Regions from separate parts of the Homo sapiens genome. Here region 2 is linked to region 1. The links are chromatin loops, found by intact Hi-C in ENCODE. Cell type or tissue: testis. All regions are shown on one strand. Each heading gives the region's core, and the rest is flanking DNA. Links, peaks and the distances in the headings are about the cores only.

Region 1 (8,354 bases), core at 15-8,014:
AATATAAAAATAGAGTAAGAAACATCTGCCCTTAGTTTTCTCATGCATAGTCATTATATACAGATTACAGACACATACTTTTATTGTACTGAACATGATAGTTTATTATTAATTACATGATTAGTCTAATGGTTCTCAAATCCTGAGGCATGGGAAAGAGGAAGTAAGGGATTCCTCTTCAAAATATCTATGTATATGCCTTATGGCTATAACATACCTTATAATATCATTGTCATAATGGAGAAGCTGGGGGCCATGTGTATTTTGATTAAGTTTTGCAGGTGATTTTATTTTATTTATTTTTTTATTATACTTTAAGTTCTAGGATACATGTGCACAACGTGCAGGTTTGTTACATATGTATACATGTGCCATGCTGGTGTGCTGCAGGTGATTTTAAAATGCTGCCCACTAAACTTTCTTTGTGAGAATCATACCCTTAATTATGAATAATATGTGAAACTGCAATATAAGAAAACAAACTCTAACAGATATTGATAGTCGCAGGGTCAAAATCTAATCTTTTGATTTTTGGAAAATAGTATGCTCAGATCATTCCTAGGCTCTATGATATCTTGGTGTAGCCATGTGGCCAAGTCTTGCAAATGCAATGTAAGCACACATGTTGTGAGTACGGCCTCAGGAAAAAAATTTACTTTCCTGATAATAAGTGACAAGTGTGGCAAACAAATAATATATATGTTCTTGTTCCTTTCTTCCTGCCTGATATCTGAAATAAGGATCTGATGCCTGAGGATAGTACAGCCATCTAGTAACAATCAAATTGTGTAGCAGAGCAGAGAGAGAGAGAGAGAAAGAATGAGCTTTCAAGCTAGCAGTAACCTTTCCACTTCCAGATTGTTTTTAAGTAAGGAAAATAAGACTCCCACTTAAGACTTTATCAGGTTTCTGTTATACGGACCCAAATAATTCCTAGGTAATACATTAGCAAAAAATATTTTTATGTCCTTGAAAGATTGGAACATAATTCCACTTTACATCAAAATATGGTCAAAGGAGACTTTTCCCCTTGCATTCCTTACTAATTTATTTTTAAATATCCACTTCTCATGACAGCTGCCTTTGTCTGATTGTTTTCCAGTTAAGTATTACTTCAGTGCTTTTCTTCGTCCAGCAGCTTGTACAATATTGTTAGGGGCAAACTGAAATCGACAGTGGTATTTAGGTCAGGTGTGTAGCCTATCATAAACATGTGAAGGCCCAGTTAGGTTAGGGAACCCTGGATTCCTGAATGTTATTCCTTGATTTAACCTGGAATAGTATTTCTTGTGCTTCTTCATAGCTATTCAGCACATTGGAAACAGATTTATTTCAGGTTATTTTCGGGGGTGATAGGAGTAGACTGAATAATGGCTCCTCAGAGGTATCTACTTCCTAATTTCTGAAACCTGGGTTTGTGTTAGCTTATATGCTAAAGAGGCCTAGCAGGTCCAAATAAATTAAGGAGGTAGGGAGGCTGTATTATCTAGGTGAGCCCAATGTAATCACAAGGGACTTATACGCGGGAGGGAGGAGAGAGAAGATTTGTGTGATGTGGTCAGGAGCCAAGGAATGCCTGATGCTTCTAGCACCTGGAAGAGGTAAGGAATTGATTCTCCCATGTAGCCTCCAGAAGCAATCAGCCTTGCCAATAACTTGATTTTAGTGGTCTAAGACTCATTTTACACTTCTGATCTCTGAATTTATTATTTCTGATAATACATTTGTGTTATGTAAGCTACTAAATTTGTGATAACTTGTAGCAGCAATAAGAAAAAAAACATGAGGTTATTTAATGCAGAAATAATATTAAATCTTTGTAGTATTCTTTTGTAGATATAATTCTACAGTTCCCATTCTTCTGTAGATATGATTTCACTGACAAGTGCTGATGGGTAAGAACAAAACAATTTTTGAGCTATATATTGTTCATTGAATTATTCATATACCCATTTATTAATTCAAACAGGATTTGTTTCAAAAAATAATTGTCTCCCAGATGCACTTCACTGAAATAAATATTATTTGGAAGATGTACTTTGAGAAATATCTTTTGAGCTGAATCTCATTTATCCTTTGTATATATATTCACCACATTTTAAATTTATAAAGGAATCAGACATAAAATAACAAATTGGTTACAATCTTATGAGATTTTGTCTAAACATTGAGTACTTTCAATTCATTGGTTAAGATAAAGTGTGGATGTAAACCAACATAGCCTGTTTATTAGTGACTAATAAGAACCACCTTTACATAGACATGGTTCTCAAGGCACATGTTGTGATTGTATACTCTTTTTGTCCTGAAGCCACTCTGTAGCCAGATTATAGAGAAGATGTCTTTCCTCTGACTGGAGAAAGGGAAAAATCATGATAATCCTCAGGCAGGGGAAATGAATGCCACTTCTGTTTTCTTTCTGTTACCACAATGCAGCTATCATTCGATGTGATTGTGGAGCATGCCTGTCCCCTGCGTCTCTCCACTCAGTGCCTGGCTGATGTGGTTTGGTTGTGTCTCCACCCAAATCTCATCTTGAATGATAGGTTCTATAATCCCAACATGTCCTGGGAGGGACCCAATGGGAGGAAATTGAATCATGGAGGCAGTTACCCCCATGCTGCTGTTCTCATGATAGTGAGTGTGTTCTCATGAGATCTGATGGTTTTATGAGGGGCTTTCCCCCCTTTTGCTTGGCACTCCTCTTGCCTGCCATCATGTAAGATGTGCCTTTGCTTCTCCTTCACCTTCCACCATGATTGTGAGGTCTCACCAGCCATGTGGAACTGTGAGTCTGTTAAACCTCCTTTTCTTTATAAATTACCCAGTCTCGGGTATTTCTTCACAGCAGTATGAGAACGGACTAATACATTGGCCTTGAAACACTCTTAACTAAACAGCCAAGTTGGCATCCAATAATTCACACAAATTCACATAAAGGGGAACAAGCAATATACGTAATTTTAAAGATGCAAGAATTATGAAAGGACACTTAGTAATGACTGAAATGATACAGGAAATATTATACGAGAAAGGTATTTTTAGTAGATGTTAATGAAGGTAAAGATATAGAATAGCAAGTATTGATCAGAAAGGTAATTGGTCATTTGTTGTTAGCCAGAAGTAGAAAACTGATGCAGAAAGATAAAGAGAGAGAAACAAAATATGACTCTCAAAGAAATTAAAATTGAGAACTTATCTTATTATTTAAAATATTAAAAATGAATTTCTTGTTTTTAACTTTAATGTCATCTCCAATAACTTTGGGGAGTTGTAGAAATTGAGGCAACATAGCTTAATTGTAAAGAATGATCTAGAGCCAGATTGCCTGGGTTTATATCCTAGTTCTTCCCATAATTAGCTGCACATTCTTTGATAACTGACCCCTCTGAGCCTCATTTTTCTCAACTATAAAACAAGATCCTAATATTGCCTACCTCATAGGCTTATGATGAAGATGACCTAAGTTAAGAATTGCAAAATACTTAGAAATTCACAGACACAGTATTTCATATATATAGTTATCACTGTGCCTGGATAAATATATATATACACATACACATGCCTATATATTTCTTAAAAGGATCGTTCGTAGGGGGAGAAACCAGGGTATCCTGATATCAATATTTTTTAAAACTCTCCAAATGATTCTGATGTACAGCAAGGGTTAAAAGCCATTATCTGAACAAATAAACACTTTCTTTAATAATAAAAAAGTAGTAACTTTGCTTGCAAAAATATAATTTGTGGAATTTTTTGAGCAAGTTTTCAAAGGGAAAAATTACCTGACATTTTTACTCATTAATATATCTGTACTGTTGTTATGGAGACCTACTCCAATTTATATTTCTGTTTAAAATGAGAAAATAAGATCCACTAAGTGTATTTAATTTATAATCAAAATTCAAAATATTAGTCATAGCTAACCTTTAAAGCCTGATAAATTGTAGCTCTATGATGTGTGTTATTGAAGTATTTATGGATATTATGCTATAATTAAATCAAAACCCAATTAAAGTTTCTAGGATTTTCAGTTTTAATAATGCTGAAAAATCCAACTTTGTGTCTTAGCTTCAGAAGCATGTTTCTGTTCTGAATAGCCTGCAAGTGTAGATTTTTATTTAAAGGAAGAAAGAACTTAACAGATATATAGAGAAGCAGCAGCAACAATACCATCTGTGAATCTTTTGATTTTCTTTGCTTAAAATTTGGACTCATTAACTAGAATGTGCTCTTCAACTTTGATTTTTAAAAGTGTGACAGGTGGGAAATCCAAACTGTTTCATTTATCACACAGTTTGAGATGCTGAAATGAGAAGTGACATTTGGAATAAGTTCAGTGTCATGACCCCTTTCAGGATACAATTTATGGGTCTGTGAATGCACATGTGAATAATACCAAGCAAGCTATCACTGTGTCTGGATAAATATGCCTTACTCAAAAAAAAAATGAGAAGTAGACACAAACTAGCACATCCTAATTATTTTCTAGTTTATGTATGTGTCACATAGAAATGTTGAACATATAAAAATGTCAAATGAGGCAAAGTTAGATTTTAAAAAAAGCTTCGAATATTTTGTCAAGAATATTATTTTCTTAGGATATATGTTTTGCAAGAAGAGCTTTTAAAGTTTAAATTGTTTTTTAATTAAATAAACCAAAATGTAAGTACTTTTATAAGCAATTTGCAGAACACCATCACCTTACCATAAAAAATCCATGCTTGTAGATAAACAGGACATCATTTTAGAATAGGTAAAATAAATATGTAAAACAAGATAAACCTATTAAAATATGAAAGATACTGGTAAGTAGGAAATTTAGTTTAAACCTGGGGGCAGCGAATGAGCGTAGGTTTATTTCATACACTCACAGATCACTTTCTGCTTCTCGGATTGAGCAGGGAATTCACAAGTGTTCATCATATTAAAAATTGCAAATTGCATAATTGTTACAATATTTTATATGTTTCAAATATTCTACTTAGTAGATAAGAAAGTAAACTTTCACCTTTGGAAAGATGCATTAGGCATACTTTTCCATATTTTTTTATTGTTAAGTGAAGCTAAAAGCACTGGAAATTATACATAAACATAAGACGACACTGGAATGTGGAAAGAAGGTAGACCAGCTAGGGACCTCAGGACCTGAAAAATAACAAAATAGTGAATTCCATGGGTTTTCATTTTACCTCATATATCCTGGCCATGATACTCAGAGGTGACAGGGTGCTGGCAGTCCTCACAGCGCTCGCTCGCTCTCGGCGCCTCCTCTGCCTGGGCTCCCACTTTGGCGGCACTTGAAGAGCCCTTCAGCCCACCGCTGCACTGTGGGAGCCCCTTTCTGGGCTGGCCAAGGCCGGAGCCGGCTCCCTCAGCTTGCAGGGAGGTGTGGAGGGAGAGGCGCGAGCGGGAACCGGAGCTGCGCGCGGCGCTTGCGAGCCAGCTGGAGTTCCGGGTGGGCGTGGGCTTGGCGGGCCCCGCACTCAGAGCAGCCGGCCGGCCCTGCCGACCCCGGGCAATGAGGGGCTTAGCACCCGGGCCAGCGGCTGCGGAGGCTGTACTGGGTCCCCCAGCAGTGCCAGCCCACCGGCGCTGCGCTCGATTTCTCGCCGGGCCTTAGCTGCCTTCCCGTCGGGCAGGGCTCGGGACCTGCAGCCCGCCATGCCTGAGCCTTCCACCCCCTCCGTGGGCTCCTGTGCGGCCCTAGCCTCCTCGACGAACACCACCCTCTGCTCCATGGCGCCCAGTCCCGTCGACCACCCAAGGGCTGAGGAGTGCGGGCGCACGGCGTGGGACTGGTAGGCAGCTCCATCTGCAGCCCTGGTGTGGGATCCACTGGGTGAAGCCAGCTGGGCTCCTGAGTCTGGTGGGGAGGTGGAGAACCTTTATGTCTAGCTCAGGGATTGTAAATACACCACTTGGCACTCTGTATCTAGCTCAAGGTTTGTAAACACACCAATCAGCAAATCAGCACCCTGTGTCTAGCTCAGGGTTTGTGAATGCACCAATCCACACTCTGTATCTAGCTACTCTGGTGGGGCCTTGGAGAACCTTTGTGTGGACACTCTGTATCTAGCTAATCTAGTGGGGACGTGGAGAACCTTTGTGTCTAGCTCAGGGATTGTAAAGGGACCAATCAGCGCCCTGTCAAAACAGACCACTGGGCTCTACCAATCAGCAGGATGTGGGTGGGGCCAGATAAGAATAAAAGCAGGCTGCGCCAGGCAGCAGTGGCAACCCGCTGGGGTCCCCTTCCACACTGTGGAACCTTTGTTCTTTCGCTCTTTGCAATAAATCCCGCTAATGCTCACTTTTTGGGTCCACACTGCCTTTATGAGCCGTAACACCGCTAAGGTCTGCAGTTTCATTCCTGAGCCGGGGAGACCGCGAACCCACGAGAAGGAAGAAATTCCGAACACATCCAAACATCAGGAGGAGCAAACTCCAGACGCGCCACCTTAAGGGCTGTAATACTCACCGTTAGGGTCCACGGCTTCATTCTTGAAGTCAGTGAGACCCAGAACCCACCAATTCCGGACACAATACTAGGGAAAGCAGGAACCCAGAAACAGCAATGAAAAACAAAAGTCCACGAAATTGCCTCTCCTCTCAGAAGACTGTCAAGGCCTGGAAAGACTGGACACACACACACACACACACACACACACACACGCACAGTGTGTCAGAGAAAGCCAAGTGGGACATTGGGAGTTTCATTCAAGCTGGTTGATAACAAGCTCTCTTCCACCTTCAGTGTCCATGGAGAGCATGTGGGGAATCCAATTTCACTTCCACTTGGCAGTAACAATTAAGATTTCTGCTTATGCCTTTGTTTGTTCATTCATCCACTCAAAATATATTTTATAAGCACCAATTTTGTGTTGACATTTTTATTATTTCTGAAGATGTAGCAATAATAAAATAAGACAAAAAGATTAAATAAGACAAAATCTTTCTCTTCAGAAAGAACTCATTCTAGGGATGGGGCCAGAACATACAGAAAAGACATTTTAAATGCTTTATGCTACAGGATAAAAATTTAGATGGCAAAACAATAAGACAGATATGTAATTAGAAATAGAAGTATTTGAATTGTCACTTTAAGGTAAAAACCTGTATTTTTCCTTGGTGCTCTACTGAAACATTGTGCAATTGCTAGCTTCTTAAAGGCTTGTTACAATGTAGACTAAAAAACACAGTGACTTCTTAAAAATCCAGCTGCCTACAATCCATTGGTTAACCTTCATTTGGAATGACTTATTTAATGTATGATTTGTAGCATTAATCATAAATTATTTTGAAAATACTATTCACTGAGTTATGAAAGACTTGCATATTTTATAATATTATATAATATTAGAAAAATCTCTGTTGATATCACAATCTCATCAGAAAACTAAGTATGAGAAAGCTATGAAGCTTAAGATGTTAGATATATGTTTTCAAAATTTTAATTTTCACTTGAATCCAATTTTATCACAGACAACAAATACTGTAAAATTATTTTTTCCTTGAAATGACAAGCTTTATTTTCCAGAATATTCTTATCAAATATTCAATTCAAAACAATACTTTTTTTCTTTTTTCTTTTTCTTTTTTTTTTTTTTTTTTGAGACAGTTTCGCTCTTATTGTCCAAGTTGAAGTGCAATGGCGCGATCTTGGCTCACTGCAACTTCTGCCTCCAAGGTTCAAGCGATTCTCCTGCCTCAGCCTCCCGAGTAGCTGGGATTATAGGCACACACCACCATGCCCGGCTAATTTTTTGCAAATGAATACATTTTTAATAGTCACTTTTTCAAATAAACATAATGATTCATTAGATAAAAGTGCAGCTCATTTAGCTCGAAACTCACACAATTGCACAAGAGCTTTTTGTTGAATAAATTATACTTACATATACAGCAGAAGCACTTTATGTCTACTTCCTATTTAAAAATACATACACTTGATAGTGGAGACTTAGTAACTTTAATAAGTTTAAGAACATTCATTCATTTTATCAAGAGCATTCTTAAGTAAAACTGACATTCTAATTTGTGTGCATGGTAGAAAAAATGTAATCACTACTAGGAATATTTTGTGTCCTTGCTTTTATTTGGACTGAGACACCATCAATTTCACTTACTAGTGCTTTTTAACTATTATCGAAACTATCAATGCATTGAAAAAATATATACTGTGTCATATTATAATGAAAACACTACTAAAACTGAAGATTCCCTGAATGTGTATTAAGGACCCCAAGAGGTGCACAAGACACATTTTGAGATGCATTGTTCTAAGTAATAACCACTCAATAACTCTATTAAGTAGATAGTATTCTCTCTATTTTGCTAGTGAAGAAACTCAG
Region 2 (8,354 bases), core at 34-8,033, 58 kb before region 1:
TAAATATGTTACTTCCATGACAATTTGACTTCTAGAATTTAACATTGCACACAGTAGCATTGCTCCTAATATGCTATTCAACATCTATATGCTGGAAAGTTATGAATACAAGTTACAGAAAATTTATAAATATGTTGATGGTAATCATTAAATTGAAGAATAATATGTTTATAAGTAAAATGCACAAATCTCGAGCCTACAGCTTGATATATTTTTACAAAATGAATATGTTTGTGTAACCACATCAAAATATAGACGGGTACCCAAATTTTTGAAGCTTCCTTCAGGTACCCATCCCAATGTAACCCCTATTCTGTAACCCCTATCTAGAAAGATAACCCCTATTCTGAATTCTATTATTAACATACAATTAAAATTTTCTATTTGTTTTGTCTGTTTTGAATGTTTATAAATAAAATGAATTTTTTTAATTTTTTTTGTCTCTAGCTTCTTTCATTCAAATATAATGTCTATAAGCTCCATCTATGTTCCTCTATGAAGCAGCGATTTGTTCATTTAACTGTTGTATAATATGCCATTCTATGAAAATAGTACAGTGTATTTTTCCATTCTACTTTTGATGCTACTTATTATCAGCATTTATGGTATACCATAGAGGCTTCTGGTTTTTCTAGAGTCACATTAACTCATCTGAATAATTTGATAGTAAAAATAAACCCTCATGATCAGCAACACAAGGAATAGGGAAAGGAGTTCAGAAAGTGGCGGTCATGGAAGACAAAACCAGAATCAATATATCAAATTTTAAAAGTACGTTGGGTTATTCTCAGTTTGAGGCTATTGCTAATAATGTTTACATATTTGTATACATGTTGTTGTTTATGTGGGTATACTTACGTTAAATATAGACCCATGGATGGAATCACTGAATCTTAGGTTTTGTGTACATTCAGCATTAGAAGGTAATGCTAAAGAGTTTTTGGCAGTGTTTTTTATTTGTTTGGGTTTGGTTTGGTTTGGTTTAGTTTATCTGAACCAATTTTACCTTCATACAGGTTTATGTTATAGTTACTTCACAATGCCAATCATTTTCTTCTAATATCTGTGTTTTTAACTTTAGCTATTCTAGAAAATGCATAATGGAATTTCATTGTGGATTTGGACTTTATTAATAAAAAGTTGAGTATATGTTCATATAGTAATTGACATTTTAGTACTTCTCGAAGTATTTCTTTAAGTATTTTCCCACTTCGTATTGGTTGTCTTTACTAATTTTTTATTTGTAAGAGTTTTTTATGTGATCTTTTTGAGATTTGAAAGAATAATATATTCTGTGATTGTTGAGTACAATGTTCCATTTAAACCAGTTGCATAAATGTTGTTAGTTGTATAGTTCAAATCTCTTGTATATCTCCTCATTTATTATACGATTTTTTTGTTATGGAAAGTCATGTTTTAAGATATTCAGCTTCAGTTATGAATGCAACTTTTTTCTATTTAATTATGCTTGTTTTGTTTTATACATTCTAATTCTGCTGTAGTAAGTAGACACAAATTTAGAAAAGGTTTTATTATCTTCTTGGATATATTAGAGTTATTTTTGTCCAAAACTATATATTTACTCTTCATTTTAAAAAGATATTTTTACTGTGTATTAAATTCTATCTAGATTGACAGTCTTTTTCCTACACTTTTTAGATGTGATCCCAAAGTCATTTGTCTTACATTGTTTGTGATGATAAATCAACTGTCAGACTTATTGCTATTCCTTTTAAAGGAACATATCTTTTCTTAATTTGGTGCTGCTTTGAACATTACCCTGATGCCCCTTTTCCTTTATAGTTAAACAGTTTTATTATAATGTTTCTAGGACTTTTAATTTTTTTTTATTATACTTTAAGTTTTAGGGTACATGTGCACAACGTGCAGGTTAGTTACATATGTATGCATGTGCCATGATGGTGTGCTGCAACCATTAACTCGTCATTTAACATTAGGTATATCTCCTAATGCTATCCCTCCCCCCTCCCCCCACCCCACAAAAGGCCCCGGTGTGTGGTGTTCCCCTTCTGTGTCCATGTGTTCTCACTGTTGAAATCCCGCCTATGAGTGAGAACATGTGGTGTTTGGTTTTTTTGTCCTTGCGATAGTTTGCTGAGAATGATGGTTTCCAGGACTTTTAATTTTTTAAAAATCATTTTCAGTGTTTAAAGCAGGTCTTGAATTTGTGGCTTGATATCATCTACACTTTTGGAAATCCTTAGACCGTATCTCTTCAAATATTGCTTTTGCTTCATTCTTTTTAACTTCTGTAGTAATATTCCAATTGAATGTACAGTAATAATTTTTTCATAACTTGTATTGCATTTCATGTATTTTCTTTGGATTTATTAACCCTTTTTTCTATGCACTACAAATTGTATTGTTTTACACGTATTAAATTTTTATCTTTTGGAATACTAAACCACTTTCTGGACATATACAAATGCCTTTAATGCATATATTAAATTATTTGAGTTATTGTACTTTTAAGTTCTCATTTTTTTATATGTTTGTTTATTATAGGTTACAGTCCTCTAATAAGTTGTTTTATCTTTTTCACATGTTAGTAATAGATATATTAAAACTTATTTGTGGCCAGGCCCGGTGACTCACGCTTGTAATCCCAGCACTTTGGGAGGCCGAGGTGGGCAGATCATGAGGTCAGATGATCTAGACCAGCCTGGCCAACACGGTGAAACTCCCTCTCTACTAAAAATACAAACATTAGCTGGGCGTGGTGGCACGTGCCTGTAATGCCAGCTACTCGTGAGGCTGAGGCAGGAGAATTGCTTGAACCAGGGAGTCAGAGGTTGCAGTGAGCTGAAATCGCGCCACTGCACTCCAGCCTGGTGACAGAGTGAGACTCCGTCTCCAAACAACAACAACAAAAACAACAACTTATTTGTACTAATGCTAATATCTGGATTACTGCAGATTTATCTATTGTCTGTTAATTTTTTTCTAGGACTTCAGCTTTTAGTATATTATTGTTATAACATGCCTGATAATTTTGAGAGGTGAAGCCAGCTGGACTTCTTGGGTCGAGTGAGGACATGGAGAACTTTTCTATCTAAAGGTTTGTAAACACACAAATCAGCACTCTGTAAAAACGCACCAGTCAGTGCTCAGTGTCTAGCTAAAGGTTTGTAAATGCAACAATCGACACTCTGTAAAAATGCACCAATCAGCGCTCTGTGTCTTGCTAAAGATTTCTAAACGCACCAATCAGCACTCAGTAAAAACAGACCAATCAGCACTCTGTAAAATGGACCAATCAGCGCTCAGTAAAATGGACCAATCAGCAGGACGTGGGTGGGGCCAAATAAGGGAATAAACGCTGGCCACTGGAGCCAGCAGTGGCAACCCGCCGGGTTCACCTTCCATGCTGTGGAAGCTTTGTTCTTTCCCTCTTCGCATTTATTATAAATAGAAGGGTTAGTTTGATATCAATCATCCAGCTACAACTTCATATAATTAGCTATTAATCATATTCTGTGCAAACATAATCTCAGAGTTGGCTACAGAAGTCAACATTAGGAATCCAGGATCTTTCTAGTCTAAAATCTTAGTGTTGGATTTGGCGTATAGACTTGCCACCTCATGGTTAATAAGATAACTGCTGTAGCCTCAGCTATAGTGTCCTCGTGTAATCAAATCCAGGACAGGAATAGAATTAAAAAAAAGACAAAGAGAAAAAGGATTTTCACTTTGTAAATTTATCTCCTTTGATAGAATCAAGATTCCAATATTCCTGGAAATTTCTAGAGGACTTTCTTAAAATAAAAATTTTAGGTCCTCTTTTAAGCCAATAATTAGCAAAGAAGAATGGCCTGCTCTAATTAGTTTAGACGAGTTATAATTTATTCACTAGGCTAAGCAATTTGCAAGTGACTGAATATTGGATTCAATTAGCAGAGAAGAAACGAGGATGACTATCCATTAGACAAGCCGGCTGTGACAGAAACCACATTATATACTCAATTCATTTTTCAAATAGCATCTTCTAATCTTACCACCATGTTTCCTATTTTCTGGTTCAGAATTTCTCAGCGTTGAGACTATTGACACTTGGGGCCAGATCATTCTTGTTGTGGGCCTGTCCTGGGTACTGTGAGGTTTACCAGCATCCCTGGAATCTACCTACTAGATGCTGGCAGCATACCCCAGATCATTTGAGAAAACAAAAATGTCTCCAGATATTGCCAAATGTTCTCTGGAGGGCAAAAATGCCCCCTGTCGAAGGCTATTGATATAGGTGTTTTCAGGAGAAGGAAATGAAAAGTGGATAATCTCCATTCTGGTGCAGTTTAAGTACAAGAATTAAGAGTGATAACAGTTTCTGGAATCCAAATATCACATTGTATGTACCTGAGGACATGACAGAAGTAAAAAACCCACAAATATAGAACATATGAAACATCTGTATTTAAAGACACACCCACACACACACAACTGTGAACTGGTGTTCATTAGGAAAAGAGTAACTGAATAAATATATTTAATATATTTCTTGTTGGAAATACAGGTATAACATCAAGAACATAAAATCAAATGTATAAATTATACATGCAAATATTGTTTTGCTAAAATATCTTTAAAATAAGTCATTTTAGATTGAAATGATTTTAGAACTGAATGCAGAAATTGAACATTTGTGAATGAGTATATAAAATATTTATACAGAATCCACATTCTATGCCAATGTTTTCAATTGTTATTCCATGATGTTTGCACCTGTAGCTCAAAACCGCATATAAATTCCAAACAAATACTATTGTATTTTGAATGTGTTCTCAATTTTCAGTATATATTAAAACATTTTTTCCTGCATCACTAGTTTTACATTTTGTGTTAAGTGCACCTACCTTTCACCACAGGCTGTATTCATGCTTAGTAAATCAATTTTATCAATAAGAATTCTTCCTTGCTCAAATTTAATTTATGAAATAAGACAACAAACCCCAAGGACTATATGCAGCTATTGAGAATTTCATTTATTCTGTTCAAATAGCATTCTTCAATTACATTCCATCATTTATGTGAAATTTTTAAGGGAGATGACAATAAAAAACACAACCAATTCAAAAGTACACAGAAGTTAGTTTTCAAGTTTCTGTAGCTAATTACAATTTTACTCTTATAAATTACACTCCTCTGTCTCCATGGTTATTTAGCTTTAAACAGCTTCCTGCTTACACTAGGAAGAAAAGCTATCAAATAGTAAATTTTCCTATTCTTCCTTCTGCCCCAAGGCGGTGAATTTCCCAGGAGCCAATCCACTGGAGACTTTCAGCTTGCAATGGCTTTTGAATGTTCTCTTTTACTCTTGTCCCACTCCAGTGGTTGTTCCGTGAAGCTACTTCTTTCATCTGATCCTCTATGATCATTTGCTATTAAAGGGTTATAGCAGGGGATGAATTAGTCAATCTTTCTCCCTAAAACTTGAGTAGAAGCAACTCTTCTTAGAACAAAACAGAAGAAAATTTACTCAAATCTAAAATGTATTACTTTTATTTACAACAGCATATTACTTACATTATTTTGATGATTGCATGGCTGTCATTTTGTCCTATATGAATTTAACCAAAATTATACTAAACAAATGTTAAGTAGTTAAAACATATTCAATATATATTCCCTCATTTTAATGAAAGAAAAATCTAATTTAGATTCAAATGGCCTAAAAGTTATAGAAATGTTAAAATGCTAGTTTAAAACTTTTAAACTCTAAAAGTGCACAGTTTTGCCATACCAGAATCAACATATGCTAATATTTATTCATAACAAAACAATATGCAGTTTAAACAAGTTTAGAAACAAATTGACTTCCTAAATATTCAAATGCTATTTTTTTGCACTGGTATAAATACTGACAAATAGGTAGGTACTTACATGCGTAGACAATATTGTCACTTACCCTTGACAAAGTACTATTTTATTCTGTAAAATTTAATGCTAAGAATCTTAGGTTCACAAAAAGATGAAGATAATTTTAAAATATTAATTTTTACATTTTGTGTTATGTGCACCTACCTTTCACCACAGGCTATATTCATGCTTATTAAATCAATTTTATCAATAAGAATTCTTCCTTGCTCAAATTTAATTTATGAAATAAGACAATAAACCCCAAAGGACTATATGCAGCAATTTGAAACTGGAATTTTCAAATTGGAAAGGACTATAATGTAGTGGTCAATATAAATTTTCAAGTGCGTTATATTTTTATTAGAGTAGACTCAATAAGTAAAAATAGTGAGATAAAATTTACAACTGTTAAAGAACAGTATTTAATGCATTTAAAGTGAGTAATTGTTGGAATCAATTTGCTATGGAATTTAGATTCTACTGTATACATTTTACAGTAATGAACAGTTTTTTTGAATGTCCTTTAAAAATGCTATTCTATCTTTTTTTATGAATTAAACATAAAAATATACGAATCAATGTAATAACATAGAAAGACAGATAAAAGTATTTCAACATTGCTTGTGGAAGGCATAAGTGAAAAAATGTTGAAGACCTTTGTATGAAGTCTCCCAAACTGTCTGTACTATCTCTCATATGTATCACAACTGCCAGCTGTTCTCCATTCCCATTTCTCTAGAGCCTTATTTTGGGTCCACATTATCTCATTTCTCAGGTTGATTATTAATATGTCTCACAGGAACATCCCTGCATCCTTGCCAGAAAAAAAAATTTGTGTGAAAAATATAAAAAGATGACCATATTATTTGATAATCAATCCTTTACTTTTTTGAAAGCATTTTCCCCTTTTCAAAAATAATTCTGTATGAATACCTAGTTATGAATCTGTGTTATGTATTTTGTTTTAAAGCCATAGCAATGGGTTAAATTGAGGAATGATCCCTAAAACTATACCTGTTTTTCCTTCTTCTCACACAATCTAGCAGCCCTTAGAGGCTTTGGGGAATAGATAGATTCTATGAAATATAATTTGAAAACCACTCTTTATACTGATTTGAAATCTAACCTTTGAGAGCTATATGAGAACTTTCATAATCTGACTCCAGGGATATATTCTATTTCATCTTTGTTACTTCACCTGATAAGCCTCTGTCACAGCCATGCATTAAAGGTTTTATTTTCCAAAACATGTTGCTGTGCTGTGCAACTCTTGGACTCTATAAGTGCTTTTCCTCTGCTGAAAATGTCATATTCTTCCTTGTCCTCTATCCTAAATTTTCATTAATACTCATTGCAAATATCTGATGGGACTTCCCTGGTGTATATGTATAATGTATACATATGTGTATATGTATAATGTGTGTGTGTGTGTGTGTGTGTGTGTGTGTGTGTGTATATATATGAGTTAAATATACTTCTCTTTTTACTCCTTCCAAACCATGTTTGTAAGTACATTCTTGGATTTACCATGCTTTTGTTTTTAATCTTCATCTTCCTTGCTACTTCAGATTTCCTGAAAGAATTATGTTCTAATTATCTCTGTGTTTCTAGCAACTAGTAGAGTTCCAGATACTTAGTAAACACTTAATAAATGCCTAAATAATCATGTAAATTTTGACTTCAAAAGGCAGTATAATTTAATTTAAGGAAATTCTCATTATTATTAATTTACTTACTCTTATATAGCCTATAAGATAATCAATATCTCTAACTAATAATATACTACAAATAAAAAATACCAGACACTGTGCTGCAAGTTTTATGTGCACTAGTCATTTAATCTGGCCCATGATTATGAGGTAGGTACAACTATTAATGGCAATCACAGAGGAGCTTGAGGTATCTGCGGCTACCTAAATTTTACCCAAGGTCACATGGCTAGAAGTGACATCCTTGGAACTTAAACATATCATGTCAGACAACTGAACCTGCTTTTGCCAATACTGTCTACTCTATATTAGAGAAGACTGAGTTTATGCTATACTACAGATACCATTTATTTCAACAAAGATTCATAACAAAAGTTGCCAAAATACAATCACATTTGTCTTCAAGGTTTGTCCATTTTATCTCTGTTTATAAAGAATCCTAGCTAATGCTTTTATCATTCAGGAATACTATTTGGAACAAGTCTGGAAGCAGAGCGTCACTGACCTTGGGTAAGCCCCTTAATGATGTCAGAGACAGAATCTTCCTGATTCTGCTCAATGTATTTTTTTCCTTCCTAGTTATAAAATAATTGTCAAACTCCAGACATTAAATCAATGCTTAAGATGGAGAAAGGGGCAGTAATAGTCAAGTCTGTTTCTTTTATCAGAAAAGTAGAAACGTTCCTAGAATATTTATTTACTCCTGCTTTCATCTTATTTACCAAAACTGGGTCACATGGCCACCATTATCTGTGAGTTGAAGTATGTTTTGTT

Evidence for each region. Peaks named below come from ENCODE experiments on the same cell type or tissue, not always from the same donor. Only the 100,000 strongest peaks of a DNase experiment are listed, where the experiment ranks them.
Region 2: it touches region 1 in a loop (15-fold over the local background); 2 of 110 quality-filtered maps call a loop at or near these places.

The regions. Positions count from the first base shown.
Region 1 is chr3:166,255,894-166,264,247 of GRCh38, reverse strand. No RefSeq gene overlaps it. Among named protein-coding and RNA genes, the nearest start is that of BCHE, 420 kb to the right of the region's middle. In testis, for the core only: no CTCF peak of the experiment used is centred there; a DNase peak (open chromatin) is centred at 6,187; H3K4me3 peaks cover 383 bases.
Region 2 is chr3:166,313,756-166,322,109 of GRCh38, reverse strand. No RefSeq gene overlaps it. Among named protein-coding and RNA genes, the nearest start is that of BCHE, 480 kb to the right of the region's middle. In testis, for the core only: no CTCF peak of the experiment used is centred there; a DNase peak (open chromatin) is centred at 3,279.